Linked DNA regions of Homo sapiens: region 1 is linked to region 2. Evidence: read pairs that join two places in POLR2A ChIA-PET (ENCODE). Cell type or tissue: HepG2. All regions are shown on one strand. Links, peaks and the distances in the headings refer to the core of each region. The heading gives the core; the rest is flanking DNA. Region 1 holds the start of IL1A (interleukin 1 alpha). Region 2 overlaps PAX8 (paired box 8).

The links. ChIA-PET counts read pairs that join two places held together with the same protein. Peaks named below come from ENCODE experiments on the same cell type or tissue, not always from the same donor. Only the 100,000 strongest peaks of a DNase experiment are listed, where the experiment ranks them.
Region 1: POLR2A ChIA-PET joins it to region 2 with 8 read pairs; 1 of 35 experiments calls an interaction of 5 or more read pairs at or near these places.

The regions. Positions count from the first base shown.
Region 1 is chr2:112,781,314-112,796,510 of GRCh38, reverse strand. IL1A (interleukin 1 alpha) reads left to right here and starts at 12,018. Exons shown (of 7, transcript NM_000575.5): 1 at 12,018-12,068; 2 at 12,733-12,787; 3 at 13,747-13,795; 4 at 14,685-14,907. The coding sequence starts at 12,741. RefSeq lists enhancers at 1,256-2,455, 2,747-2,796, 2,827-2,916, 5,925-6,219. In HepG2, for the core only: no CTCF peak of the experiment used is centred there; a DNase peak (open chromatin) is centred at 6,030.
Region 2 is chr2:113,212,456-113,227,652 of GRCh38, reverse strand. PAX8 (paired box 8) reads left to right here. Exons shown (of 12, transcript NM_003466.4): 10 at 397-498; 11 at 7,475-7,561; 12 at 9,044-11,656. The coding sequence ends at 9,120. Among named protein-coding and RNA genes, the nearest start is that of PAX8-AS1, 16 kb to the left of the region's middle. RefSeq lists a silencer at 15,167-15,197. In HepG2, for the core only: a CTCF peak has its summit at 9,796; DNase peaks (open chromatin) are centred at 7,502, 8,092, 9,132 and 9,782; H3K4me3 peaks cover 2,339 bases.

The sequences.
Region 1 (15,197 bases), core at 2,676-10,675, 430 kb after region 2:
TTCAAGACCAACCTGATCAACATGGTGAAACCCCATCTCTACTAAAAATACAAAATTAGCTGGGCATGGTGGTGCACACCTGTAATCCCAGCTACTTGGGAGGCTGAGGCAGGAGAATCATTTGAACCTGGGAGGTAGAGGTTGCAGTGAGCAGAGATCGTGCCACTGCACTCCAGCCTGGGTGACAGGGAGACTCCGTCTCAAAAAAAAAAAAACAAAAAAAAAACCAAAAAAAAAACAAAAAACAAGAATTACTATCCCAGTTTTGCAGATGAGGCAATGGAAGCTCTAAAAAGTTAAGTAGGAGAAACAAACATGAAATGTATGTCTTATGCTTTTCCTCATCCTATTTCCTCAGCCTGGAATGTCCATTCTCCCTCCACTATGCAAATCTAACTCTTCAAGCTAACACATAGCAATGTCTGAGAAACCGTCCCTGTGTTCACTCTGTTAGCCTCACTTGCTCCCTCCCCATCCCTCTGTTTCCTTTCTGTTATAACACTTCTCTATTCTGCTGGCATCACAGTCATCTCCACCTGCCTTCCTCACAAGTTAAAAGCTTGTTAAGGGCAAGTGGTGTTCTTTGCCACCTCATTCCCCAGGGCTTCTAACACAGTGCCTCATGCATGACAGAGTTGTAAAACAGGTTACCAAGCTGGCTTCAGGCAGGTTTGCATGGAACTGTGCTCTACAGGAATACCTGCTCCCCCCAGGCCCTGGGTCTTCCTCCTGAGTCCAGGCTCAGACTCTCTCATCCTGCTCGTTCTCTCTTGGGGAGCCACAGTAACTTTGAGCAACTTTGCATGGGATAGAATGGCCTATTAGGGGCAGCACAAAGACCCCATGGAGGGAAGAGTACAGAAAGGGAAAACGATAATCATATTTTTTTAAGATGTGCATTTTCTTAACAAAATGCTCTAGTACTTGTCCAGACTTTCAAACTCAAAAACCTAAGCGTCCTTTTCTTGAAGATCATCAAAGGCCCCAGTGGTCCTTCAGGTATGTCAAGCTTTCTAGAAAATAAAGCTAAGTCATAATCACTTAACACACATGGCTAAATGGCCATTTCCTTCTAATTTATCAGCAACTGTTACATATTTCTATACTAGAAAAAATTTATATTTATACTCAGGGTGGTAAGTTAAATTTGCCATCGAAGTAAAGCAGAAAGAGCGTAGCATGTATGTATATGTAACTCAACTGTGCATGAGACAAAGATCTATTGAGGAGAATGTGTCTAGCATGGGTCCTGAGCAACCAAACACAATCTATCAAGAGCATAGAGGTGCCATGAAGCAAAACATGGTCATGTTCAGGGTAGTCATGAAATACTGAATGAACAGGGCTGGAAGAACCCCAGTAGTTAGCCAGTCCAATCTCCTCCTTTCATAGATAAGGAAAGCCCAGAGACATGTGGGAATTGCCGGAGGTCACGTAGCTCATTAGGATCAGAGCCAGGATGAGGATCCAAGTCTCTTGCGTCTCCAGCCACATTGTATGCCACACCTGCCACTCCCAGTCTGAGGCCACAATTGCCCTAACCAGGGTCCCTTCCTCCCCTGCAGCCAGGAGTTCACACCAAAAGGAGGAAGGAGAGAACTGTGCACTGGCACAGGACTTCACTGTTGACTATTTGCAATGGATAAAAAGCCTTGTATCAGGTTGAATGCTTATATTTATGTTTATGAAAAATGCTTTGAAAAACTGTAAAGCACCATATAAATGTTAGATTAGTAATATATTTATTACATGATTTGTATCTGGGATATTAACAGTACCAACTTTATTATTGGCCATTTTATTTTCACAGCTAATTTATATTTAATCTGGAATCCAAATTTGGCCAACATGAAAGCATCTGATTAGTTTCTGGGTTTGTCTTATTGGAAAGTTCATCTCCCAGAAGGTAGAGAATATGACAGAGGAATGCTAATCTAGGCATATTTCTGTCCAAGAAGAAAATGATTTGTGAAAGAGGAATTTGAGATAAAGGTTATACTACAGTAACAAATAAATTCCGAAATCTCAGTGACTTAATACATCTAATACAGGTCGTTCTATTCTCATGCATTTGCAACCACACCTAATTCATTTGTAGCACATTCTCTAGAACACGTGACTTCCAAAGTTGCTGCATCAGGGCAAGTTTATGTGACACAGGCATACACTGGCCCTTGATTGCATCAGCCAAGACACGCAACACCTCATCTATCACTTCCTCTCACAGTTCTCTGGCCAGAAAAAAACACATGTCCCCAGTCTAAACTGCAAGGGAGACCAGGAAATTAAGACAGACATTAATCGAGTAATCTCTCAAATGAGCAGGTATTTGGTGAGCACTGCCTACCACATGTATGCTCTCTAGATTTCAGGAAACCAAATATCAAAAAAAGTTTTTAGTGTCCTAATTGTCTAAAAACAAATCTATATATGCCTTGAAAAAAAGAAAGACTGAAAGAAAAGACAATGGAGTCATAACAATGATTATCTCTAGTTATTAAATTGCGGATTTTCTTTTCTTCTTTATATTTTTATATTTCCTCAGCAAAATTTAATGAACATGTTTTAGAATCTGAAAAAAGTAATACAAGCTATTCCTGGAAGTTGAAAAACAAGCTCAGACCAGAGATAACCTTGACTCCACTAAAGAAAATGACTCAAAAGGAAAGGGAATTTCTTAAAAATGCACTTTTGATGAGATAACCAGAATTAGTAAGAAAAGTGAGAGACGGGCACAGACATGACTGCCACACCGGAAGCTCTCTGAGGAACTCTGATTTTTAAAGGGCATCCATGAAGAGGGAAAGAAGGACAGTTCTCCAAAAAAGAAGAAAAAGAGGAAGCAGTCCTGTTCATCACTGTATTAGGCCATACTTGTGTTGCCATAAAGAAATACCTAAGGCTGAGTAATTTACAAGGAGAAGAAGTTTATTTTGGCTTATGGTTTTGCAGGCTATACAAAAAGTATGACACGACCATCTGTGTCTGGTGAGGGCCTCAGGAAGTTTCCAATCATGGCAGAAGGCAAAGAGGGCCAGGCATGTCACATGGTAAGAGCAGGAGCAAGACAGTGAGGGAGGAGGTACCACACACTTCTAAACAACCAGGTCTTGTGAGAACTCAGTCCCTATTGAGAGGACAGCACCGAGCTATTCATGAGGGATCTGTCCCCGTGATCCAAACATTTTCCAGCAGGCCTCACTTCAACACTGGGGATTACATTTCAATGTGAGATTTGGAGGGGGCAAACATCCAAACCATATTATTCCACCCTTGGTCCCCCAAATCTCATGTGCTTCTCATATTGCAAAATAAAATCGTGCCTTCCCAATAATCCCCCCAACTTTTAACTCATTCCAGCCCCAACCCAAAAGTCCCAAAGTCCAAAGTCTCATCTGAAATTCAAGTCAAGTTCCTTCCACCTATGAGGCTGTAAAGTCAAAAACAAATTATTTACTTCCAAGATTCAAAAGTGATACAGTCATTGTGTAAACATTCCCATTCCAGAAGGGAGAAATTGGTCAAAATGTTACCAGAAAGGGGTCCCGATCCAGACCCAAGAGAGGGCTCTGGACCTCGTACAAGAAAGAATTCCAGGCGAGTACATACAGTAAAGTAAAAGCAATTTTATTAAGAAAGTAACGGAATAAAGAATGGCTACTCCATAGGCAGAACAGCAGCTTGGGCTGCTGAACTAAGGATGCTTAATAGTTATTTCTTAATTATATGTTAAACAAGCAGTGGATTATTCACAAGCTTTCTGGGAACGAGGTAGGCACTTCCCAGAGCTGAGGGTTCCTCCCCTTGTTAGTCCATATGGGGTACCTTTTAGACGTTGCTATGCCATCTGTAAACTGTCATGGTGCTGAGACCGGCACAGGCATGACTGTTGGGGTCATGGTGGGAGTGTCTTTTGGCATGCTAATACATTATAATTAGCATATAATGAGCAGTGAGGACAACCAGAGGTCACTCTCATCGCCAGCAGTTCTCACACTGCTGTAAAGAACTGCCCAAGACTGGTAATGTATAAAGAAAACGGGTTTAATTGACTCACAGTTCTGCATAGCTGGGAAGCCTCAGGAAACTTACAATCATGGCAGAAAGGAAAGCAAGTACCTTCTTCATAAAGCTGCAGGAGAGAGTGTGAGCATGTGTGTAGGAGGAACTTCCAAACACTTATAAAACCATTAGATCTTATGAGAACTCACTCAGTATCACCAGAACAGCATGGGGGAAATTGCCTCCATAATCCAATCACCTCCAACCAGGTCCTCCCCTCAACATGTGGGGATTATGGGAATTATAATTTGAGATGAGATTTGGGTGGGGACATAGAGCCAAACCATATCACCATTTTGGCTTTGTGAGTTTTGGCTGGCTTCTTTACTGCAACTTATTTTATCAGCGAGGTCTTCGCTACCTGTATCTTGTGCCGACCTCCTATCTCCTCCTGTGACTTAGAATTCCTAACCTCCTAGGAATGCAGCTCAGTAGGTCTCAGCCTTATTTTACCCAGCCCCTATTCAAGATGGAATTGTTCTGGTTCAAACACCTGTGACCAAAAAAAAAAAAAAAAAAAAAAAAAGCAACAGGTCCCACACAAGCCTGAAATTGACAGGGAAAACATTAAGCCTTAAAGCTGCAACATAATCTTTGATTCCATGTCCTGCAAGCTGGTTCAAGGGGTAGGCTCCCAAGGCCTTAGACAGCCCTGCCTCTGTGGGCTTCCCTGGGAGTAGCCCATGTGGCTGATCTCATGGGTTGGAGTTGAGTGCCTGCAGCTTTTCCAGGCTCAGGGTGCCAGCTGCCAGTGCATCTACCATTCTGGGGTCTGGAGGGCAGCAGCCCCATTCCCACAGTATCACCAGGTAGTGCCCCAGTGGGGACCGTGTGTGAGGACTCCAACCCCACATTTTCCTTTGGCATTGCCCTAGTAGAGGTTCTCTGCAAGGGCTCTGCCCCTGTATCATGCTTCTGCCTGGGAACCTAGGGTTTCTGACACATCCTCTGAAATCTAGGTGGAAGTGCCCAAGCTCCCTCAATCTTGCATTCTGGGCACCTGCAGGCTTAACACCACATGGAAACCACCAAGGCTTATGGCTTGTGCCCTCGGGAGCAGTGGTCCAAGCTCTATCTTGGCCCGTTTGAGCCAAGGCTGGAGCCAGAGCAGAGTGGCCTGGATGCGGGCAGCAGTGTCCCAAAGCTGTGCATAGCAGTGTGGCCCTGGCCTGGCCCATAAAACCTCTGGGCCTAGTGCACCAAACCTCTGCACCTGTGATGGGAGGGGCTGCTTCATAGATCTCTGAAATGCCCTCAAGGCCTTTTTAACATTGTCTTGAATATTAGCACTTGGCTCCCTTTTAGTCATGCTAATCTCTCTAGCAATGATTGCTCTGCAGCCTACTTGGATTCTTTCTCTGCCACAAGGCCAGGCTGCAAATTTTCCAAATTTTTAGACTCTACTTCCATTTTAAACATAGGTTCCAACTTTAAGTCATTTCTTTACCCCTGAGCACAGGCTGTTAGAAGCAGACAGGCCATATCCTGGCTTAGAAATTTCTAAGCAGGCCAGGCGGGGTGGCTCATGCTTGTAACCCCAGCATTTTGGGAGGCCAAGGCGGGTGGATCACGAGGTCAGAAGATTGAGACCATCTTGGCTAACATGGTGAAACCTCGTCTCTACTAAAATACTAAAAAATTAGCCAGGTATGGTGGCAGGCGCCTGTAGTCCCAGCTACTTGGGAGGCTGAGGCAGGAGAATGGCATGAACCCAGGAGACAGAGCTTGAAGTGAGCCAAGATTGCGCCACTGCGCTCCAGCCTGGGCGACACAGCAAAACTCCAGCTCAAAAAAAAAAAAAAAAGAAAGAAAGAAATTTCTAAGCAACACACTTTGTTGCTTAGAGGTTTCTTCCACTAGATACCCTACCGTAAGTCATCACTCTTACATTCAAACTTCCACAGATCCCCAGGACATGAACACAATGCACCCAATTTCTTTGCTGAGTCATAGCAAGGGTGACCTTTGCCCAGTTCCCAACAAATTCCCCATTTCCATCTGAGACTTTGTCACCCTGGACTTCATTGTCCGTATCACTATCAGCATTTTGGTCACAACCATTTAGCCAGTCTCTAAGAAGTTCCAAACTTTCCCTCATCTTCTTGTTTTCTTCTGAGCCCTTTAAATTCTTCCAATCTTTGCCCATTACCCAGTTCCAAAGTTGACTCCACATTTTTAGATATCTTTATAGCTATATGCCCCATTCTTCAGTACCAGTTTTCTGTATTAAGCCATTCTTTTTTTTTTCTTTTTTTCTTTTTTTTGAGACGGAGTCTCACTCTGTCGCCCAGGCTGGAGTGCAGTGGTGCAATCTCGGCTCACTGCAAGCTCCGCTTCCCGGGTTCATGCCATTCTCCTGCCTCAGCCTCCAGAGTAGCTGGGACTACAGGCGCCCACCACCACGCCCGACTAATTTTTTGTATTTTTAGTAGAGATGGAGTTTCACCGTGTTAGCCGGTGGTCTCAATCTCCTGACCTCATGTTCCACCCCCCTCAGCCTCCCACAGTGCTGGGATTACAGGCGTGAGCCACCATGCCCAGCCTGTATTAAGCCACTCTTATGTTGCTATAAAGAAATATCTGAGGCTGGGTAATTTATATGGAAATGAAGTTTATTTTGGCTCACAGTTCTGCAGGCTGTACAAGCATGGCACCCACATCTGCTCAGCTTTTGGCGAAGCCTTAGGAAACTTTCAATCATGGCAGAGAGCGAAGGGGAGCAGGGATGTCACATGTCGAAAGCAGTAACAAGAGAGCAATGGGGGAGTGCCACACACTTTTAAACAACCATATCTCAGGAGAACTCATTCACTATTGAGAGGACAGTACCAAGCTATTCATGAGGGATCTGCCCCCATGATCCAAACACCTCCCACCAGGCCCTACCTCCAACACTGGGGATTACATTTCAACATGAGATTTGGAGGGAACAAATACCCAGACTACATCAATCACCCATCTCCAGAGAAAAGGAAAAGGGAATTTAGAAACAAAAAAAAAAAGCACATCCATCAGAGAACAGATGAGCTAAGGTGAAGAGGTAATTGTAGCTAAATAGAAATTTGCTGACTGAACGTGAAGCTGTCCCTTCCTGCTATGGACTTCAGATTTTAGCCCACTTGAATTGCTCCATATCCTCCAAGCCATGGCCATCCCTTGACTCTCTGGGCTCCCAAGCACTTGCTGCCTTCATCACACAGTTTGAGTTAAGGCAGAAAGACTGGTTTCCATGTACACTTTGTGGAAGCTTTCTCATTTCTTTATATAATCTCTGTCCTTTGTCTACTGCTTTAAAATCTAGAAATTGTTTACAAACACAAAGGTGATCCTTTAAAAGCTCAAAGCTGATTGTGTCACCAATATATACCACTCTTAATGGCTTCCCATTAAACTTTGAGTAAAGACTTTATGGAGCCTACATAAGGCCATGACTACCTGGCTCTTATTTTCCTCCTCATCCTCATCTCACCAACTCACTCTCCACTCCTATACCCCTCACTCCTTCCCCCTCCTCTCTCTGAGCTCCAGACTCCCAATTACCTACTTCCACCCTTTTTGACCCCCAGGGACTTATCTCAGCCTGGAATTTTCCCTCTTTGCTCTCCACTGAACTGTCCACTCCCAGTCTAAGACATGTGCTTATGTCACACGCCCTTACCGTGCTTATCTCAGTTTGTAATTATCTACTCATTTAGAAAAGTGTTGATGAAGGTCTTCACTGTCAGCTTTCAGGATAGCAGGAATCATAGCTGATTTTACTTACTTAACGGGGTTTCATTCTTTGTAACTTTTTTTTTTTTTGAGATGGAGACTCACTCTTGCCCAGGCTGGAGTGCAATGGCATGATCTCGGCTCACTGCAACCTCCACCTCCTGGGTTCAAGTGATTCTCCTGCTTCAGCCTCCCGAGTAGCTGGGATTACAGATGCCTGTCACCACGCCCAGCTAATTTTTTGTATTTTTTGTAAAGACGGGGTTTCATCATGTTGGCCAGGCTGGTCTCGATCTCCTGACCTCAGGCGATCCACCCACCTCAGCCTCCCAAAGTGCTGTGATTACAGGCATGAGCCACGGCACCCAGCCACTCCTTTTTTACTTATGGGTGAGAAGCCATTAGAGATTATTTCTTCTTTTCTTTCTCTCTTCACTAAGGCACCAGGGTCACTAAGTAGTAGGATACTTTGAACTAGAACTCAAGAAATTGAGTTTTAATTTTACCTCACACTCTCATATGAATTCTCCATGTGACCTCGGGCCATACTTCCCCTGTACCCTGTTTCCTCTTTTATAAAAGTAAGAGTTTAAACTAGATGGTCTCCGACATGCATCCTTCTCTAACATATTCTGGAACCTTCAATAAACTAAGATAAAGCAGAATAATTAAAACTTAATTTAAAAGAACACAGGAAAGGAAGCAGCTACATTAAGCAAAAGAGACATCCTCATGGTTGAAGAAGTGTATGCCCTGGTGTCTGGATCCCATTTAGGAAACTTGGTAACCTTGCAATCTTGGGCAGATTGCTTAATTTCTCTAGACCATGACTTCCTCTTCTGTAAGATGTGATAAGAACATCTACCTCACAGGTTTCATGAGAGGATTAAATGAGATAATGTATTATAATCCCTTGAACATGGTAGGCTGTTATGTTAAGTCCTTTCCTCCTTCTCTGTAGCTATCATGGAATTTAAAAACACATTATAACTAGAGCATGAGTTGCGACTAAAGGCTCAATTGTCTCTGCATGTGTTGGCTCATGCATGCTTTATTCCTCTGAAGAGCTTTTATACCAAGTGAAAGGAAATAATTGCATTTCCCTGAAAATTCACAGGAAAAAGTTATGTTTTTCTCTTCATTCAAGTGATTCTGTTAGACCCAACCACATGCAACAATTTTAAAGTTGCTTCCAAATATATTTACAAATATTTCCTGTCTTCAAGGAACAATGGCAAGACCATGACTCAGGTTCACATCCGGATTCCACCACTAACCATGTACCCAATTACTTCAGTCACCTTCATTCAGGTCTTACATATCACAGAATAAAATCAGATTTCATCAGAGGAGGTGAAGACAGGGAGAGGAGATATTTCAATCCCTTCTCCGCAACCCCCGTTTTTTTTTTTTTTTTAACAAGGATCCTAGAGTTACTGAATGATAGCACGTTTGAGGGGGAAAGACCCTAAGGATGATCTTTATAAGCCATCACTTGGTGTTGGTGGTGATAAGAGACTCGAGTATCTTTATGCAGTGGAAAGAGAAGATTGGACTCGGAATCAGAAGCTTGAGTTCAAGCACTGGTTTCATCAGTCTTGTGATCTTGGGTTGGTCACTTAACCTCTTCAAGGGTCCTCAGCTGTGAAAGAGGATAGTATCAGCTAATTCTTGTAGGTGCAGTGAGGAGGCAGTGAGATAGTGCAGGTAAACTATAAAACAATTGTCACATGAAACGCATCACAGTGATTCTTTGGACCCACAAGCTCCAATCTTATAAAACATATCCAGTCACCCACCAACATAGATCATCTCACCTTGCATATCTGATTTTGTGGATCATGGGGAAAAACTGCTGATTCCTAGCAAAACCCATGGCATAGGATAAGTGCACAATAATTTTTTTTTCCTAAATGATTTAGATGACAGTGACTCATTAAGGGTTTCCTGAGGCCTCCTCAGAGTCGAGAGGTGGGTGCCTGAAGCCACCCAAAGTCCCTGTCACAGGATGGCTCCCAACGCACACACCACAGGCCTGCCCAGTATGTTCCACTATCTACCCAGTAGAGCCCTGCCCAGTACGTTCCACTGTCCCTTCCCTAGAAGAGGTGACTGTTGTTCACAGTCCCAGAAAAGCGGGCTCCCCAAAACAATGCAAGGACCCACCTCTCTCTGAACCTCACCCACCCTAGTTTTCCTTTAAAAATCAATTTACAAGAAGATCATGTGAAGGAAAAGGTTGGGTGATATTCTAACCCAAGTTAGCTGTTTCTCAACCAAGTTCTCTTTGAAAAATTCAACAACCACCTTTGGGGAATTATTTACAACAGAGGAGTGAGGATGGGACCAGGATAGGTATTGCCTATGTTGGTGGAACCAGGGTTTTTTTCCTGGATTACCAAAGAGATGGTATGCATTGCTCCCAGAAGCTAAATATCTTCAGGCTTTCAATGGTGGCCTTCACCTGAAAATGTTATCCCTGTTGAAGCTTTCAAGCCAGTATTTTCATAAGAACTATATTTTCTTTGGTGAACTGAGGCATTATAATGATGACTATACAGGTTCTTGAGTGACTGAAGCCATCATTAGCATTGTCATTATTTTTGTTTAGTTGCATCTCCATAGCAGCTCACATTCACAATGTGCTTTGCAATTGTTCCTTAGCAATAGCCCTCACAAGATTCTCAGGAGGAGAGGGTTAATCAGGATTAACATTTCTGTGTTGCCTAAAGAGGAACCAAGGTAAGCAGAAATGTAGCCAGTTGGCTGGCATCACTGTTGCTTCAGGATTCATCCTTAGACACCCAAGCTTCTACCCTAGTCTGGTGCTACACTTACATTGCTTACATCCAAGTGTGGTTATTTCTGTGGCTCCTGTTATAACTATTATAGCACCAGGTCTATGACCAGGAGAATTAGACTGGCATTAAATCAGAATAAGAGATTTTGCACCTGCAATAGACCTTATGACACCTAACCAACCCCATTATTTACAATTAAACAGGAACAGAGGGAATACTTTATCCAACTCACACAAGCTGCTTTCCTCCCAGATCCATGCTTTTTTGCGTTTATTATTTTTTAGAGATGGGGGCTTCACTATGTTGCCCACACTGGACTAAAACTCTGGGCCTCAAGTGATTGTCCTGCCTCAGCCTCCTGAATAGCTGGGACTACAGGGGCATGCCATCACACCTAGTTCATTTCCTCTATTTAAAATATACATGGCTTAAACTCCAACTGGGAACCCAAAACATTCATTTGCTAAGAGTCTGGTGTTCTACCACCTGAACTAGGCTGGCCACAGGAATTATAAAAGCTGAGAAATTCTTTAATAATAGTAACCAGGCAACACCATTGAAGGCTCATATGTAAAAATCCATGCCTTCCTTTCTCCCAATCTCCATTCCCAAACTTAGCCACTGGCTTCTGGCTGAGGCCTTACGCATACCTCCCGGGGCTTGCACACACCTTCTTCTACAGAAGACACACCTTGGGCATATCCTACAGAAGACCAGGCTTCTCTCTGGTCCTTGGTAGAGGGCTACTTTACTGTAACAGGGCCAGGGTGGAGAGTTCTCTCCTGAAGCTCCATCCCCTCTATAGGAAATGTGTTGACAATATTCAGAAGAGTAAGAGGATCAAGACTTCTTTGTGCTCAAATACCACTGTTCTCTTCTCTACCCTGCCCTAACCAGGAGCTTGTCACCCCAAACTCTGAGGTGATTTATGCCTTAATCAAGCAAACTTCCCTCTTCAGAAAAGATGGCTCATTTTCCCTCAAAAGTTGCCAGGAGCTGCCAAGTATTCTGCCAATTCACCCTGGAGCACAATCAACAAATTCAGCCAGAACACAACTACAGCTACTATTAGAACTATTATTATTAATAAATTCCTCTCCAAATCTAGCCCCTTGACTTCGGATTTCACGATTTCTCCCTTCCTCCTAGAAACTTGATAAGTTTCCCGCGCTTCCCTTTTTCTAAGACTACATGTTTGTCATCTTATAAAGCAAAGGGGTGAATAAATGAACCAAATCAATAACTTCTGGAATATCTGCAAACAACAATAATATCAGCTATGCCATCTTTCACTATTTTAGCCAGTATCGAGTTGAATGAACATAGAAAAATACAAAACTGAATTCTTCCCTGTAAATTCCCCGTTTTGACGACGCACTTGTAGCCACGTAGCCACGCCTACTTAAGACAATTACAAAAGGCGAAGAAGACTGACTCAGGCTTAAGCTGCCAGCCAGAGAGGGAGTCATTTCATTGGCGTTTGAGTCAGCAAAGGTATTGTCCTCACATCTCTGGCTATTAAAGTATTTTCTGTTGTTGTTTTTCTCTTTGGCTGTTTTCTCTCACATTGCCTTCTCTAAAGCTACAGCCTCTCCTTTCTTTTCTTGTCCCTCCCTGGTTTGGTATGTGACCTAGAATTACAGTCAGATTTCAGAAAATGATTCTCTCATTTTGCTGATAAGGACTGATTCGTTATACTGAGGGACAGCAGAACTAGTTTCCTATGAGGGCATGGGTGAATACAACTGAGGCTTCTCATGGGAGGGAATCTCTACTATCCAAAATTATTAGGAGAAAATTGAAAATTTCCAACTCTGTCTCTCTCTTACCTCTGTGTAAGGCAAATACCTTATTCTTGTGGTGTTTTTGTAACCTCTTCAAACTTTCATTGATTGAATGCCTGTTCTGGCAATACATTAGGTTGGGCACATAAGGAATACCAACATAAATAAAACATTCTAAAAGAAGTTTACGATCTAATAAAGGAGACAGGTACATAGCAAACTAATTCAAAGGAGCTAGAAGATGGAGAAAATGCTGAATGTGGACTAAGTCATTCAACAAAGTTTTCAGGAAGCACAAAGAGGAGGGGCTCCCCTCACAGATATCTGGATTAGAGGCTGGCTGAGCTGATGGTGGCTGGTGTTCTCTGTTGCAGAAGTCAAGATGGCCAAAGTTCCAGACATGTTTGAAGACCTGAAGAACTGTTACAGGTAAGGAATAAGATTTATCTCTTGTGATTTAATGAGGGTTTCAAGGCTCACCAGAATCCAGCTAGGCATAACAGTGGCCAGCATGGGGGCAGGCCGGCAGAGGTTGTAGAGATGTGTACTAGTCCTGAAGTCAGAGCAGGTTCAGAGAAGACCCAGAAAAACTAAGCATTCAGCATGTTAAACTGAGATTACATTGGCAGGGAGACCGCCATTTTAGAAAAATTATTTTTGAGGTCTGCTGAGCCCTACATGAATATCAGCATCAACTTAGACACAGCCTCTGTTGAGATCACATGCCCTGATATAAGAATGGGTTTTACTGGTCCATTCTCAGGAAAACTTGATCTCATTCAGGAACAGGAAATGGCTCCACAGCAAGCTGGGCATGTGAACTCACATATGCAGGCAAATCTCACTCAGATGTAGAAGAAAGGTAAATGAACACAAAGATAAAATTACGGAACATATTAAACTAACATGATGTTTCCATTATCTGTAGTAAATACTAACACAAACTAGGCTGTCAAAATTTTGCCTGGATATTTTACTAAGTATAAATTATGAAATCTGTTTTAGTGAATACATGAAAGTAATGTGTAACATATAATCTATTTGGTTAAAATAAAAAGGAAGTGCTTCAAAACCTTTCTTTTCTCTAAAGGAGCTTAACATTCTTCCCTGAACTTCAATTAAAGCTCTTCAATTTGTTAGCCAAGTCCAATTTTTACAGATAAAGCACAGGTAAAGCTCAAAGCCTGTCTTGATGACTACTAATTCCAGATTAGTAAGATATGAATTACTCTACCTATGTGTATGTGTAGAAGTCCTTAAATTTCAAAGATGACAGTAATGGCCATGTGTATGTGTGTGACCCACAACTATCATGGTCATTAAAGTACATTGGCCAGAGACCACACTGAAATAACAACAATTACATTCTCATCATCTTATTTTGACAGTGAAAATGAAGAAGACAGTTCCTCCATTGATCATCTGTCTCTGAATCAGGTAAGCAAATGACTGTAATTCTCATGGGACTGCTATTCTTACACAGTGGTTTCTTCATCCAAAGAGAACAGCAATGACTTGAATCTTCAATACTTTTGTTTTACCCTCACTAGAGGTCCAGAGACCTGTCTTTCATTATAAGTGAGACCAGCTGCCTCTCTAAACTAATAGTTGATGTGCATTGGCTTCTCCCAGAACAGAGCAGAACCATCCCAAATCCCTGAGAACTGGAGTCTCCTGGGGCAGGCTTCATCAGGATGTTAGTTATGCCATCCTGAGAAAGGCCCCGCAGGCCGCTTCACCAGGTGTCTGTCTCCTAACGTGATGTGTTGTGGTTGTCTTCTCTGACACCAGCATCAGAGGTTAGAGAAAGTCTCCAAACATGAAGCTGAGAGAGAGGAAGCAAGCCAGTTGAAAGTGAGAAGTCTACAGCCACTCATCAATCTGTGTTATTGTGTTTGGAGACCACAAATAGACACTATAAGTACTGCCTAGTATGTCTTCAGTACTGGCTTTAAAAGCTGTCCCCAAAGGAGTATTTCTAAAATATTTTGAGCATTGTTAAGCAGATTTTTAACCTCCTGAGAGGGAACTAATTGGAAAGCTACCACTCACTACAATCATTGTTAACCTATTTAGTTACAACATCTCATTTTTGAGCATGCAAATAAATGAAAAAGTCTTCCTAAAAAAATCATCTTTTTATCCTGGAAGGAGGAAGGAAGGTGAGACAAAAGGGAGAGAGGGAGGGAAGCCTAATGAAACACCAGTTACCTAAGACCAGAATGGAGATCCTCCTCACTACCTCTGTTGAATACAGCACCTACTGAAAGAACTTTCATTCCCTGACCATGAACAGCCTCTCAGCTTCTGTTTTCCTTCCTCACAGAAATCCTTCTATCATGTAAGCTATGGCCCACTCCATGAAGGCTGCATGGATCAATCTGTGTCTCTGAGTATCTCTGAAACCTCTAAAACATCCAAGCTTACCTTCAAGGAGAGCATGGTGGTAGTAGCAACCAACGGGAAGGTTCTGAAGAAGAGACGGTTGAGTTTAAGCCAATCCATCACTGATGATGACCTGGAGGCCATCGCCAATGACTCAGAGGAAGGTAAGGGGTCAAGCACAATAATATCTTTCTTTTACAGTTTTAAGCAAGTAGGGACAGTAGAATTTAGGGGAAAATTAAACGTGGAGTCAGAATAACAAGAAGACAACCAAGCATTAGTCTGGTAACTATACAGAGGAAAATTAATTTTTATCCTTCTCCAGGAGGGAGAAATGAGCAGTGGCCTGAATCGAGAATACTTGCTCACAGCCATTATTTCTTAGCCATATTGTAAAGGTCGTGTGACTTTTAGCCTTTCAGGAGAAAGCAGTAATAAGACCACTTACGAGCTA
Region 2 (15,197 bases), core at 4,746-12,745:
AATGTATTTATGGAGGCCAGCTATACCCACTGCTCTGCTGGCTGCTGTTGGGGGTAACAGAAAACAGAAGACATAACCTCAGCCTCCAATACCAGGACATTCTTGTGGATTAATAAGATAACAATCACGTAAACAAAACCACTGGAGAACAGGGAACAGTGTGAGACTGCAGTAACAAGTGCTCCCTGCATGGTGGAGCCTCTGTCCTGCAGAAGACCAGACAGAGGTGAAAAGAACTTGGGCTCAGATGAGGAGTGGGGGCAGGAGGAAGTGGGTTTGGAGAATGGCTGTAGAGAGGGTGGGAATGGCATGGAGGAAGACAGCCTCAGGAGAGTGAGATGATACATATGGGAGCCCCCATGGTCCAACTGACGACTCTTTGCTGTATTTTTCCAGGGCGAGAGATGGTGGGGCCCACGCTGCCCGGATACCCACCCCACATCCCCACCAGCGGACAGGGCAGCTATGCCTCCTCTGCCATCGCAGGCATGGTGGCAGGTAAGGAGAGGGCCGGCAGGAAGGGGAGCACTGCAAAGAGGAAGTATTGGAGCAAGGTGGGACACAAGGAGCAAGAGGCATACTGTGCCCTATTCATAGACTTCCCAAAGGGCATTGAAGGATGGACCAAAGAGGGCATCTCCTTGTAAATGCCTGGAGACGATGTCCCAGTGCAGTCCTGACTCCCTATTTAACTTGCCCCAGCTCGGCCTCCTTCTTCCCAGGCCTGCTACATTACCCTCCATGATGAAAAGGGAGGGGCTGAGACAGGTCTGTGTTCAAATCCAAGCTCCACCACTTCTTCCAGTGAATCAGTGAGCATAAATGGAGAGCACTCTAAGGGCCCCAAAACACTGTGAGTGGAAGATGAACCCTACCCTCAAGCAGTGCTGGTCTCCCAGTGATTTAACTCTGATGAATCCCAGTTTACCCGTTCTGTAAAATCTGAATCTGAAGGGTATTGATGATGATGATGATGATGATGACGATGACGATGATGATGATGAAATATATGCTTCACATCTCTCTCTCAAGCCTGCATGGATAGGACCCGGGTTCTAGGTACTCTAAGAGTACTATAGAGGATGAAATGAGCCTGGAGTAGCTCTCCATCCTCATTTGGACTGTTCTGGAACCTGCCTGCCAGTCATTTGGGTTTCTTTGTCTGCCAGTCATCATCCAATGATGATTCAAGATGACAAGGTCTGGACAAATGAAGATAATGGGAGTTTCCTTGGGCAAGTCTCAATTTTTTAGGAGCCATGTAGGGAAGACTTTGGGATGGATGAGACATAATTGAGCCATTGTCACTGGTCAAAAAGGCCTGGGACCTGGAGTTTCTGGAAAGAGCTCTGAACACAAGGCATCTGTGACCCCCATGCCAGCCCTAGGCCAGCCTCTCTGGCTGTGACCCCAGAGACTTGGCGTATTTACCTAGGCCTGCTTCCCTTCCTTGCCGGCAGGAGTTAATCTTTGCCAGCCACCCACTCTGGGCACCCTATGCAGAGGCAGGTGGGCTGGGATCTCCTGGGCAGAGGGAAGGGAGGGAGAGAAAGAGGGAGGGAGAAATGCTCTGTGCTCCCTGGGAACCTGCTGAGCTGGCACTTGTTGCTGCCTGGTTACCGTGGCGATGTGCTTAATGCAGCGTTGAAAATACAGAATACTGACTCCTCTGTCCCTCCTGGCCCCGGACTCCCTCCCTCCCTCCCTTCCTCTTCTGGAGCGTGAAATGAGATTGGTCAAGATAAAAAAGGAAAAGATTCGGTTATTTTTTTAAGAGTGTGGATAATGGGGCCTCTCAATCAAAATCCCAGTCTCCAGTCGGTTCCCCCCATTCCCCTTCCAACCCCTCCACCTTCCCCTGCCGCCTGCTTAGAGGAGGAGGAAGAAACATAAAGCACAAGGCTTTTCTCTTAATTATGAATCATTCCCTGAGGGCAGGCCCAGGGCAAGGGGTTCCTGGGGCCCAGAGTCTGACCTGTGAGGTAGCTAGAAGGCTTGAGCCTCTCATCAAAGTCCCCCAGGTTGTTTCCAGAAAGAATCCTGAGTGGGTTCTGTGAAAAAGAAAAAAAATAGCACAACTAGGACACTGACTGCAAGTGAAATCCACAAAGGAGGGACCTTGCCCTACACAGTTGGGCTCCCAGTGAGTTCCATGAAAATCAGTTTTAGAAAATGCAATACTATTTAAATGAATCACTTGGTTCCTAGGAATGGCACTGTGCAAATGAATTCTTAAGGAAATTTTTTTGTGGAAAAATTCTATGTCCGTCTCTTACCACTGCTTGCAATCTCCCAGTTGGTTGAATGGGGACTCCTGCAATTAAAGTGAATAAACTTTCATCGAACACCTACTGCATTCATGTTAGGTACATGATAAATGCTTAAAGCAAGGCATGCCAAAGACATTCATCAATCAATTGTGAAAGGAAGGAAGTGATCACTTATTATGTACTTTTGCATGTCTAGCCATTCAAATATGTATAACTTTATTTCTAATTTTACCCTGACCATAAGACTAAGAGGCTAATACTATCCCAGTTTTATGGATAAGGAAACTGAAGCAAAAGCAAAGTGGTGTGCTCAGGGTCATAATCATACTAAGTGGCTGAGTTATGCAAACACGGATTTTTCAATTTCAAGTCTAAAGCTCTTTCCTCTACACCATACTGCCTCCTACCATACCAGAAATAAAGACACAAGCTGCAAGAGAGGAGCACAGGAAAAGGGCTAGGACAGATTTCCCTTGTCTATTCACCTTCTGTTTCTATTTTATTTTATTTTATTTTATTTTATTTTATTTTATTTTATTTTATATTTTATTTTATTTTATTTTTTTATTTTATTTTATTTTATTTTATTTTTTGTTTTGACTCCATTAACAGTCAATGATTCTCAACCAGTTCTAGAGCAGAACCAGCAGCTCCAGACACATGGATCCATCCAGTCATCTATCTTTCCACTCATTCATCTTCCCATACATTTTTCCACGCATCCATGCATTTTCCCATCTATCCTTCTATCTTTCATCATCCATCCCGTCATCCTCCACCTTTCCACCGATCCTTCCATCTTTCCATCCATCTTTCCTTTTTTTTTTTTTTTTTTGGAGACGGAGTCTTGCTCTGTTGCCCAGGCTGGAGTGTAGTGGTGTGATCTTAGCTCACTGCAACCTCTGCCTCCCGGGTTCAAGTGATTCTCCTGCCTCAGCCTCCCCACTAGCTGTCACTACAGGGACCCACCACCACACCTGGCTAATTTTTATATTTTTGGTAGAGACGGAGTTTCACCATGTTGGCCAGGCTGGTCTCGAACTCCTGGCCTCAGGCAATCTGCCCGCCTTGGCCTCCCAAAGTGTTGGGATTACAGGTGTGAGTCACTGTGCCTGGTCCCTCCATCCATCTTTTAATTCATCTGTCTTTTCAGTTATCTATCATCCATCTTTCCATCCATCCATCTTTCCATCAATCCTTTTATTTTTCCATCCATATTCATTCGTCCATTCATCTTTTCATAGAACTATCCTTTAATCTGTCTTTCCATCTATCCTTTCATCATCCATTCTTCCACCCATCCCTCCTCTCCTATATCCATCTTTTCATCCCCTTTTCAATCTATTCCTCCATTAATCTATACATCTTTCTATATATACATCCTTTTATCTGTCCATCTTTCCATCCATCTTTTCACCCATCCATCCTTTCATCATCAATCCTTCCATCATTCACACTTTCATTCATCCTTCCATCCTTCCATCCATTTACCACTTTTTCACTTAACAAATACTGGTTGAAGGTCTACTGTATAGGATGCTGGGGATACAGCAGTGAATAAGTCAGATTCCTTTATTCCTGGAGCTTATAACCTAATGGTGAAGACAAATGGACAATAAATAAGTCAATGAATGAACATAATAATTTATTGTCTGTGAAGACAATAAAATGGGATGATGTAATAAAGAGCCACAGGGAGAGGAGATAACTACTTTAGATTGGGCTGTCAGGGGAGGCCTCTCTGAGAAGGTGTTCAAAGTGACCATTCAAGTGATAAACTGGGGCAGACCATCCCTGGACCAAAGAACAGCAAGGGCAAAGGACCTAAGGCAGGAACTAGTTTAGCATGGTAGCACAAAATTGTAGTGGCTGGGTCGAGTTTTAAAAGGCTACTCTGATTTCTAGGAAAATGAATTGTACATAGTCAAGAGAGAAAGCACAAAGACCAGTTAGGGGACAGTTGCAGTAGTTCTTGCAAGAGATGACAGTGGCTTGAGTTAGGGAATTAGCAGTGAAGGAGGGAAAAAGAGACCCTGAAAATATATTTTGGTTGCAAAGCCAGCAAACCTTGCTGGTAGATTGGCTGTTGGGATGAGAAAATAGAGGAAACAAGAATCATTTGTAGGTTTGGGGCATGGATGATGGTGGCAAGTATATATATGGCAGACCAGGAGGGGAAGTGATGTAGTAGATGGCAAGTGGAAATCAAGAGTTTTTTGGGCCGTGTTATGATTGAGATGCCTACTAAATGTCCAGTTTTAATAAGTCAGCAGGTACATCATGTGTGTCTGAAGCCAGGAAAGAATCCTGACTAGAGTATAAATTTCAGCCATTGCACAAAGCTGTCATTTAATGACAAGACTACTAGAAACCAAGCCTGGGGTTCTTCAACAATTTAGAGCTCTAACAGAGAAGGAACAGCAAGGAGAATGAGTAGGAAAGACAACTGAGTTACAAAGCAAACAGAAGACTGGGCATCACAAACCCAAAGGCATGAGACAGGGATGAGCTAAAAGGTCAAGGGAATTGAGGATATAGAAGTGACCATTGGTATGATGGAGTTAGAGACTGTGGGGACTTGAGGGGATCAGAGTTGGCCTGATAGGAAGGGATAAGAAGGTGAAGGCAGAGACCATGGGGCAGAGAAAGGCACTGGTAGCTAGAGAGGAATGTGGGGATAGGAAGAGGATTTTTTAAAGACAGAAGATAGCAGAATATGTTTGCAGGGTGAAGGGAGAGACTGATGAAACAGAAAACGGGATCATTGGAGCGGCCAAATCCTTGGAAAGGTGAGTAGGGTGGGATGCAGAGCAAAGAGGCAGGGTTGGCCTTTCATCGGGGCAGAGACGTTTCATCTGCTGTGACTGCAAGCAGGTAGGCACATCTGATGACGGGAAGATGCCACACCCAGGTGTGTACCACCTACCGAGCTCCATCCCCTGCCCCAGGTTCCATGTGACTGAGGTACTCGGTAAATGGTAGTTAAATACATAAATAAGTGGGTGAGTGAGTGAATGCATGAATGAGTGACAAAATGAGAGGGTAAACACATCATGTTTTCCACCTCTCTCCCTTGTCCTCTAGAGCTCACTGTGTTTGCCATTGGGTAGGGTGTGGTAAAAGGTGAGAGGGCCCTTGCTGTGTGGCCAGTAGAGAATCGGCTGAAACCCGGGAGACCTGAGTTAAACAGGAGGCAGTTGGCACTGGGAGATGCAAGAGAGAGTGCCATTGTGGAAGGACGGGGCCAGGGTTCTAGTTCTGGCTTTCACTGAATATGTGACCTTGGCCAAATGTCTTTACTTCCCTATGTCACAGCTGTGTTATCTGTTAAACAGATGTTTAGAGTAGATTATTTCTTAGTTTTTCATCTGTTAAATAGATGTTTCGATTAGATTATTTCTTAGGTTTTTTTTTCTTTGCTTTTTTACTTCTTTACCCCCTTCCTTTTTTTACCCATGTTTTTTGCTTGATTTACGTTAGACTTAGTCTCTGCCCCTAAGGAACTTTCTTACTGTGTTCTCAGTCCGTCATTGACTTCCTAGACAAGGAGAGGATCCAGTAGCCTTTCTCTGCTTTAGGCTGCTCCTCTTCATCTCTCTTCTTCCTGTATAAATGCCTACTTGTCTGGCAATAAAGCAGCTCCCACTAACCCCAACCCAGGCCTTAAGACTGGTTGGATGACTGATTTAAGCCTCCATTGAGCTTTATTTTCGCACCTGTTTAATGGGAAAATAATAAAAGCTTAGATTTATTGAGCACTCCCTGTATATTTGAAGCATGGTGCTAAGCATTTAATACATATTTTGTCATTTAATTCTCATTAAACCAAATGAGATAGGGATAATTATTTGGCCCATTTTACAGATAAGGAAACCAAGGTTCACCTGTAAGTCACTCACTCAGAGAGGCTAAGTGACTTGTCCAAGTTTACATAACCAGGAAATGGGAAGTAAGGATTTGACTCTAGACAGGTCAGCTCCAGAGTCAGGGAGTTTCGAGCAACCCCTCCAAAGAGTCTGGGGAAGGAGACTCAGAACCACATAGCTCCCAATCGTAGGTGAGTTTCTGAAAGGCTGGGTGGACATTCATTGAGTCTCAGGGTTGGCAGGAATCTAGCTTTGTAAATGGAATTATCGCATAAGTGAATAAAGGGATTATCTGCAATTTGGAGTCAAGAGCCCTAAGGTCGAGTTCTACTCTGACATTTAACAACAGTGTGATTTGAGGCAAACTGCTTAATCATGCTGCACTCCAGTTTCCTTTTCTATAAATTGGTAGTATCCATGAGTACCTCATGGGGTAGTCTTGAGAATAAAAGATCATAATGTATGGGAAAGTGCTTTACAAACTTTAAGCTCTTTACCAAGCACCGGTAGTAGCTGTGGTGATCAGTTTGACTTTGTTTTTGTTATGTAAGGGAATTCTTAAGTAATTTCTTCGGTAAATAATTCCTTTGGAAAACTCAAGAATCCATTAACAGAAGGAGGTGATCTGATTTACTTTGTGTAAATTTATACGTTGAGTTTGCTTAAAGCGGCAGACTCAGGATGGAACAACAAACTACTCCAAGTCCCAGGACACAGCTTCCTGAGGGTGTGTGCCCTCTGGGGCTCTCCCTCCTCTCCCATCCTTAACCCTCACACCTCCCCTCAGCCCCCCATGCACACAAACACACACACTCATACCTAGCGAGGCTAAAAGGTTCATATATATGGATGTCCTCTTTGGCCCCTAACCCCATACCCCTGCTGTGGGGCCCTCCCAGAAGAGCCCTTCTCCAGAAGGTCCAGGCAGCAGAAGGAGCAGTTAGTCCCTGGGCCCTACACTCACAGCACAGTTTCCCAGCTCCACCAAACCCTCCAGCTCTGGGAGCTTCCGCAGATCCCAGAGGCTCAGTTTCTTCATCTGGAAAATGGGGGTAGTTATAACATCTACCTTCTGGGCCTCCTGGGAGGGCTGTAGTATGTCAAGCCAGTGCCTCCAGTACCTACGGAAAAGGACACTGCCCCAAATTTTCCAGATCGATGGGTTCCAAAAGGGATGACAGAGGGACCTTCTGAGCTCCATTGTCCCTGCCGTGGCTCCAACTGTCTCCCCAACCATTCCTGAGCTTGCCCATTGCCAGCCCTGCAGACCTTCCCACACCCCAGCCCTGCATTGATGCCCTTCACCTCACAGGCCTCTCCCCTGTGTGCCTCCAACAGGAAGTGAATACTCTGGCAATGCCTATGGCCACACCCCCTACTCCTCCTACAGCGAGGCCTGGCGCTTCCCCAACTCCAGCTTGCTGAGTAAGTCCCTGGGGCTGCCCAGGCCTCTGCTGGGCAGGATGGATGGAGTGGTGGGGGGCAAGGGTGGGTCAAAGGTTACCTGAAAGCTGGGAGTCCTCAGATTATACAGAGGGCCTGGGAGATGGTGCTGTTTGTGATGGAAGAAGGCAGCAGGAGGGCAGTGTACCTGGTTGTTTGGGGAAAGAGGGCAGAAGTCCAGAGGCTTCCAGGCATTCGTTTCCCTCCTGCTTCTCAAGCCCATGTCTTTTAAATCTTTGTTTTGTGTAAGATTCAGGGCTCAGGCCTTGAAGGGGAGGACAAGGGAGGACTTGAGAAAAGCCTAAGAGAGGACCTCCTGCCTCCACGGCTTACAGTCCCACAGTGCAGACACTGACGCAGGGCACCCGCCAGAATGTAACTGCCCTCCTTCCTGGGAGCCAGTTTCAAGAATGCCATCCTGTTGCCCCCATTAACCATCTAAGTGGCTCAGAAATACTCATGATTCAGCACCAAACCCTTAAACAGAAATCTTTTGTTCCACCACATTCCCCATATTTAGCCTGAGATGAAGACAGTATTCAGGGTCGAGGTCCAGAGAGTGAGCTTCAGCGAGCTTCCAGGCTTCTCTTCACCCCTCTCTTGTCCTGGGGTCCTGAACTGGGAAGAGAAGCTTTTCAGCAAAGCAAAACCCCACCAATGGGGGGACTTGAGGGATCCCACTAGAGCCTCCCTGAGTGGTGGCCTTGGGTGTATCAGAGCAAACCGGAGCCAGACAGAAGCAGTGATCCAAGGATGGCCAACCCCACAGGCACCATTGCAGGCTAGGAACCATCCATTCCCCAAGACCCCCTCTCCTCCCATTACCTCTTTGTATTCCAGAAATAACTTGAAAGGTGGCAGACCTGGGCCCTGTTTGCCAGATGAGTTCAACTCCAACCCAGCTTTCCATTCAATTTAGCCAGAAAAGACGAGGGCAATGAGACATGCCAGGGTTCAGGCACCTTCCCACTGAGCCTCCCCAGGCTGCCCATCCTGCAGGTGTGCAGAGCCTCACCTTAAGGGCCGTCAAGCCCAGATCCCCTTTGACCCCTCAGCAGTCTAATCTCCCTGGGTCTTAAGAAAGAAGACTCTCTGTCCTGGCACTGTTTGGGCAAGGCTAGGGAGGATCCCAATGACCTCTCAGTGCACTTGATTCTTTGGGGTTCCACATGCAATTGTTTTCTATTGCCCTCTCCCTATTGCAACGAGGGTGTTGAAGGTCAAAGCAGCCATAGGGGGAAGGGGCAAGAAGCCACTGTTCTCATTCTGGCCAGAAACTCAAAGGTGAGGCCAGAGAAGGAGGAAATAGGGCTGGAGAGGAGTTAATCTTCGATGATCAGATAGGCCAGAGAAATGAATGATTAACTTGTGTTGTCTTAAAGGTCAGCAGATGCAGGGAAGGCTATGGTGCAATTTTCCTTTCTGACCAGCAGTGTTGTTGTTATTTTTTTTTAATGTGTCCAGGTTCCCCATATTATTACAGTTCCACATCAAGGCCGAGTGCACCGCCCACCACTGCCACGGCCTTTGACCATCTGTAGTTGCCATGGGGACAGTGGGAGCGACTGAGCAACAGGAGGACTCAGCCTGGGACAGGCCCCAGAGAGTCACACAAAGGAATCTTTATTTATTACATGAAAAATAACCACAAGTCCAGCATTGCGGCACACTCCCTGTGTGGTTAATTTAATGAACCATGAAAGACAGGATGACCTTGGACAAGGCCAAACTGTCCTCCAAGACTCCTTAATGAGGGGCAGGAGTCCCAGGGAAAGAGAACCATGCCATGCTGAAAAAGACAAAATTGAAGAAGAAATGTAGCCCCCAGCCGGTACCCACCAAAGGAGAGAAGAAGCAATAGCCGAGGAACTTGGGGGGATGGCGAATGGTTCCTGCCCGGGCCCAAGGGGTGCACAGGGCACCTCCATGGCTCCATTATTAACACAACTCTAGCAATTATGGACCATAAGCACTTCCCTCCAGCCCACAAGTCACAGCCTGGTGCCGAGGCTCTCCTCACCAGCCACCCAGGGAGTCACCTCCCTCAGCCTCCCGCCTGCCCCACACGGAGGCTCTGGCTGTCCTCTTTCTCCACTCCATTTGCTTGGCTCTTTCTACACCTCCCTCTTGGGCATGGGCTGAGGGCTGGAGCGAGTCCCTCAGAAATTCCACCAGGCTGTCAGCTGACCTCTTTTGCCTGCTGCTGTGAAGGTATAGCACCACCCCAGGTCCTCCTGCAGTGCGGCATCCCCTTGGCAGCTGCCGTCAGCCAGGCCAGCCCCAGGGAGCTTAAAACAGACATTCCACAGGGCCTGGGCCCCTGGGAGGTGAGGTGTGGTGTGCGGCTTCACCCAGGGCAGAACAAGGCAGAATCGCAGGAAACCCGCTTCCCCTTCCTGACAGCTCCTGCCAAGCCAAATGTGCTTCCTGCAGCTCACGCCCACCAGCTACTGAAGGGACCCAAGGCACCCCCTGAAGCCAGCGATAGAGGGTCCCTCTCTGCTCCCCAGCAGCTCCTGCCCCCAAGGCCTGACTGTATATACTGTAAATGAAACTTTGTTTGGGTCAAGCTTCCTTCTTTCTAACCCCCAGACTTTGGCCTCTGAGTGAAATGTCTCTCTTTGCCCTGTGGGGCTTCTCTCCTTGATGCTTCTTTCTTTTTTTAAAGACAACCTGCCATTACCACATGACTCAATAAACCATTGCTCTTCATCTCAGGCTTTGGGGTTGGCTGGGGAAGGAGGCATCCCGGGGCTGGGCTTTCTCCCAAGAACATCAGAGCTGAGTAGCCGACAAACTCACTTTGGGGCCGTGGGCTGGAAGGGACCATCTGATGCCCCAGAGCTCTGGCTTGGCCTTCTCCCTCTGCCTTTAATTCACGTTGAACGCTGGGTACCTCACTCATCCCAAGTTCTTCAACACTGAGCAAATGCAAGGATAGCACAGTACTGAGCCAACCATAGACTCCCCACAAGGAGTTGCTGTTGTTATTAACAGGAAGCCAGAGAATCAGCAGGGTGGGTTAGTGAGGGATCCGGGAATAGCTGTGACTGGAGCCTGCATAAACAGCTCTGAAGGGAGAGAGAAGACTGGGCTCTCTTGTGTGCCAGGCACAGTATGGAAGGCTTCATATAAGTTAAGCTGAAATTAGCCCTGTTTTACATACAGCTTCATTTTACATATGAGGAAACTGAGGCTTTGAAAAAAATGAGATGTCTTGTCCAAGATGAAAAGTAGTAGATTCAACCAAGTCCTCTTACTCTAAGCCCAACGCTTTTACCCAAAACCCCAGAGTCCTCATCAGGGATGCCAAATGGTTCTAGACCCAGTGGAGGTTCTGGAGCTGCCACTGGGGATTTAATTTCTTTTGATTTGCTAAAGATTTGACCTGACTGAATGGAGAGGTAGAGTGTAGTGTGGCCAGGACAAGGTGAGGGAGGCTGTAGAGACTTAGCACTTTAGGCCAACCACCTCCAGGAAATCTGGGAAATGCAATGTGACAGCTCGGGCTCTGCACTCCAGGGGGCTGTCTGGTGTCCACATGGACCTTCTCCATGTGGGACACAGCTGGAACAAGGGGGCAGGGGCCTGCAGCTGGGATGCCCAGGTGAATATGGGCAGCTGGACAAACAACACTGGGATTGAGTCAGATAGAAGGGGCCCAAGGACTCCAGGGCTGGGAGGACAGAGGCTGGGAGAGAGGGCTCTTACCTCCTTAGGCCTCCCAAAGAGCGGTTAGGGATGCTGCCATGGATGGCATGGCAGGGGGAACCCTCCTGGAAGAAAATCCATCTCTTCTGAAGGGATCTGAGATGCGGCTGGTTTTTCAATGGCAGAACTTCCCTCTGCAGCGCGACTCCGAATCCATGACATCTGAGAGTCTTCCTGACCACAAACCTCTGGGATCCCGAGGGCTCCCTACCCAAGAATCACTTTGAGCACAGCATCCCAAGGAGCCCATAGAGCGATCCCTTGCATTCACAGCCACAGCCCCTCTGGGGACACTCTGTACCCCCGGCAGACCCTTTCCAACTCACAACCAATAAAGGGGCTTGGGCTGTGCTTTGACTAAGGTGACCATGGTTTAAAACTCGCCTTTCTTTCCCGGAGGTGAGCTGGGCTTGCCAGGAGCCTCTGCTCAGAGCGGGTGTTTGTTGACTGTGGGATGTGTTCCCCATGTAACAGGCCTTGGCTAGTACCCATCCAATATTCTGCCCATGGTCAAACCATGGGTCCCCTTTTCGGGCTCAGAAAATAAGGCCATTTATGTATCGGGCGAAAGAAAGACAATTCGACGTGCCCCGGCATTTGGGGTGGTGTTGGGAGGAGTCAGGCTGGCACATGGGGGGACGCAATGAAGAAAGGTGGGATGGCAAGGACAGGGAGGACACGCAGGGGGCTTTGAGGGTTGGCCGAGGGGCCACTTTCACCTGGGGTAGGGAGGGCGGCTTCTGTGAGTGGTCGCAGGTGAAGGGGGGTCGCTTTATGGTGCAGGGGAGCCAGGGGTTCTCTGGGGGTGGTATGTGTGTTTGTAGGAGAATTGGGGATGAGGATGGGCCCAAAACATTGCTGAGGCATTGAGAGCACTGAGGGCCTATCCCTTCCCCCTGGAATAATCCCTTTCACTGCTCATGTAGAGAGACCACCTGAGCTTCCCAGGCAGTTTACTCTTAACTTCTCCCTGGTCCATTACCCTCACTCCTCTTCATCCTCAGGTTCTAGCACAGGCCAGGCCAGCCCAGGGTGCTAGGAGCTTGCAGGAAATTCATGTGGACCAACCAACTCTGGCAGGTCAGTGGGTTTCTTGCTGGGAAAGGGGGCAGCTGGAACCCTGCCTGGGGCCCACCAGATGAACAGAATTGCTGTGACCCCGTAACCTCTACCACAAAGTTCCAGGACTAGAGACAGCGGAACTGGGAGTCCTCACCTACAAAGCCAGCCCCCAGGCTAGTTCCAACCCCTCCCCTTGTCACATCATCTCTTACTTCTCCAATATCCTTGCCATGAGTTGTGAGACTAAGAAACATGTATCTTCTGCCCTCTGTGTGCCAAACACACACTCAAAAACACACACTCAACCCTGGTGACAACTTCAGGCAAGAGGAGTTAGTGAAACCTACTGGAAGTGGAAGCAGGAGCCTCCAAATAGAAACAGAAAGACAGACAGGTTGAGGCTGTTGCTAAGATCTCCCCTCTCCCACCTGCCCTCACCATCCTCCCACTTCCACCACCCAAAATACACACACCTTTCCCATCCATACCAACATGAGGCTTCCTGGCCAGGCACTGTGGCTCACGCCTGTAATCCTAGCACTTTGGGAGGCTGAGGCGGGTGGATCATGAGGTCAGGAGTTTGAGACCAGCCTGGCCAACATGGTGAAACCCCGTCTCTACTAAAAACACAAAAATTAGCCAGGCATGTTGGCGCATGCCTGTAATCCCAGCTACTCAAGAGGCTGAGGCAGGAGAATCACTTGAACCCTGGAGACGGAGGTTGCAGTGAGCTGAGATCGCACCACTGCACTCTAGCCTGGGTGACAGAGCAAAACTCTATCTCAAAAAAAAACAAAAACAAAACAAAAACCCATGAGCCTTCTTTAAGATAATTCACACTTCCTTGTCCTCTGGGGGTGGGCACCAGAGGAAGGGGACTGCAGACCTCAACGCCATTACTACTGGGCCTGGGCGTCAGCATCAGTCCTGTCAATCAGGACTGAGGGAGGCCGCGGGGAGGGAGGGATTGAGCTCCCTCCTAGGCAGCTCCTGCACCCACAGCTTAACAGCATCTCTGTCCTGCCTCAGCCTCAGAAGTGGTAATAACCCTCTCCACAGGCTTAGTTTCTTTTTCCATACAAAGCCCATTCACATCCATTTACATCTCTGATTCTGAATATTGGCCCCCTTTTATTTTGCACTTGGGGAATCTGAGACCAAGAGATAACTTGACTTTTTCAAGGTCATTCAGCGAGTCAGCAGAGGAGCAGGGACCACAGCCTTACCCCTAATCCAAGGCCTAGTCTGCATCCTATTGTCAGGCCTCAGATATCTGGATATGGCCAGGCTTCTGAGAGATGTCAGACACTCTTTGCTTTGCAGGGAGGGGCGGCAGAAGTCACTTGGCCAGTTGGGGCACAGTGACTTCTGCTGCCCCTCCCTGCAAAGCGTGACTGGACGCAAGGCCCAGAGCTCAACTGAAGAAGCACTGGGACCAGGCAGATTTGTGCCAGGCTGATCTCAGACTTCCCTCCATCCTTGGCCCTAAATCTCCCTTCAGGGTGCCCTTTGGCAGCCCCTCTCTAACCTTTAAGGTCATAAAGCCTTCCATGTTCCATAAAGGAGCTGGTGGCTCCTCTGCCCCAGGCTGCTGTGCTACCTTCTGACGCCAAGTGACCGAGCCGCCATGGCTATGGTTCTCATGGAAGAAACTCCCTCTCTCTCACCTCTATCTCCTTCCTTTGTTCACTTCTTCTAGTTTTCTAGTTTTTTTCCTTTTCTACTGAGTCTACAGCAATTATTCCTTTCCCGACTGTTTGAGAGACATTCGTGTCTCCAGGGCTATGAATGAGGGAAAGAGACAGGGAATGTTTGGGGAGAGCTCGGAGTCCCTGACCTCCTCAGGAAATGCCAGGAAGCATCCTTCCTCCCTCTCTCCAGTGCCCTCTCACTATCACCTTCTCCCCATCACCCTCTCCCCTTCTCCCTCTCCCCATCACCCTCCCCTCTTCTCCCTCTCCCCATTACCCTCCCCTCTTCTCCCTCTCCCCATCTCCCTCTCCCCTTTGTCCTCTCCCCATCGCCCTCGCCCCATGGCCCTCTCCTTGGCTTCTTGCTCTTCTCATTACTGTCTACAGCTCCTGCGGCTCTTTGGGGACCACTGGGACACAGACGCTGGAGGTCATTACCTCCTGGGTGGCAGACGCCTGTCCCCACGAGTCCCCACTCTCATAGGCACACACCACTGTCACCAACCCCATCCCTACATCTCCATGCCCTTCACATAGAAGGAGGGTGCCTGGTTCTCCTTCCTGCAAGAAGCTGGAGCAGGCAGACAGGGCGGACAGGTCTCTCCTTCCCCTGACCTCGCTCTTTCTCCTACCCTTGAGAAGCAGCAGGGGCTAAGGCCCACGGTGGAGGGGCTCAGGCCTCCTGGAAGGTGGCAAGAGGGGCTTTGGATGGGGAGGGAAGGGGAGGTGGGGGACCCAGCTCCTTGGCATCTGTGCCCGGTGGCAGCCAGCCAGGCTGTGGAGGGAAGCGCTGCCTGCGGCTCTCCCGGGGAAATGTGATTTCCCCCTGAGTGAAGCGGACTGTGCAGTGTGGAAATTGGCTCTTTTCTGAGCGAGCTGCTGCTGTTGCTGCAGAGTCGGGGCGGGCCGGCTGGCCCCTGGAGTGAGCCGGGAGCAGCCATGTGCTGAGAACTCATTAGGGATAAATCAAACTAGTAACAGCATGAAGCCAACACCCCCCCACCGCGCCTCCCTCCCCTACCCCCTCCGAGACCCCCCCACTTCCCCTCCTCCTCCATGGTCTTCTTCCCGTCAGACTCTCTCCTGCCTTCTCCACAGCCAAGGCACCCTCCCTGAAGCCAAGGCACCTCCCCCAGACAAGGCACCCTCCCCTC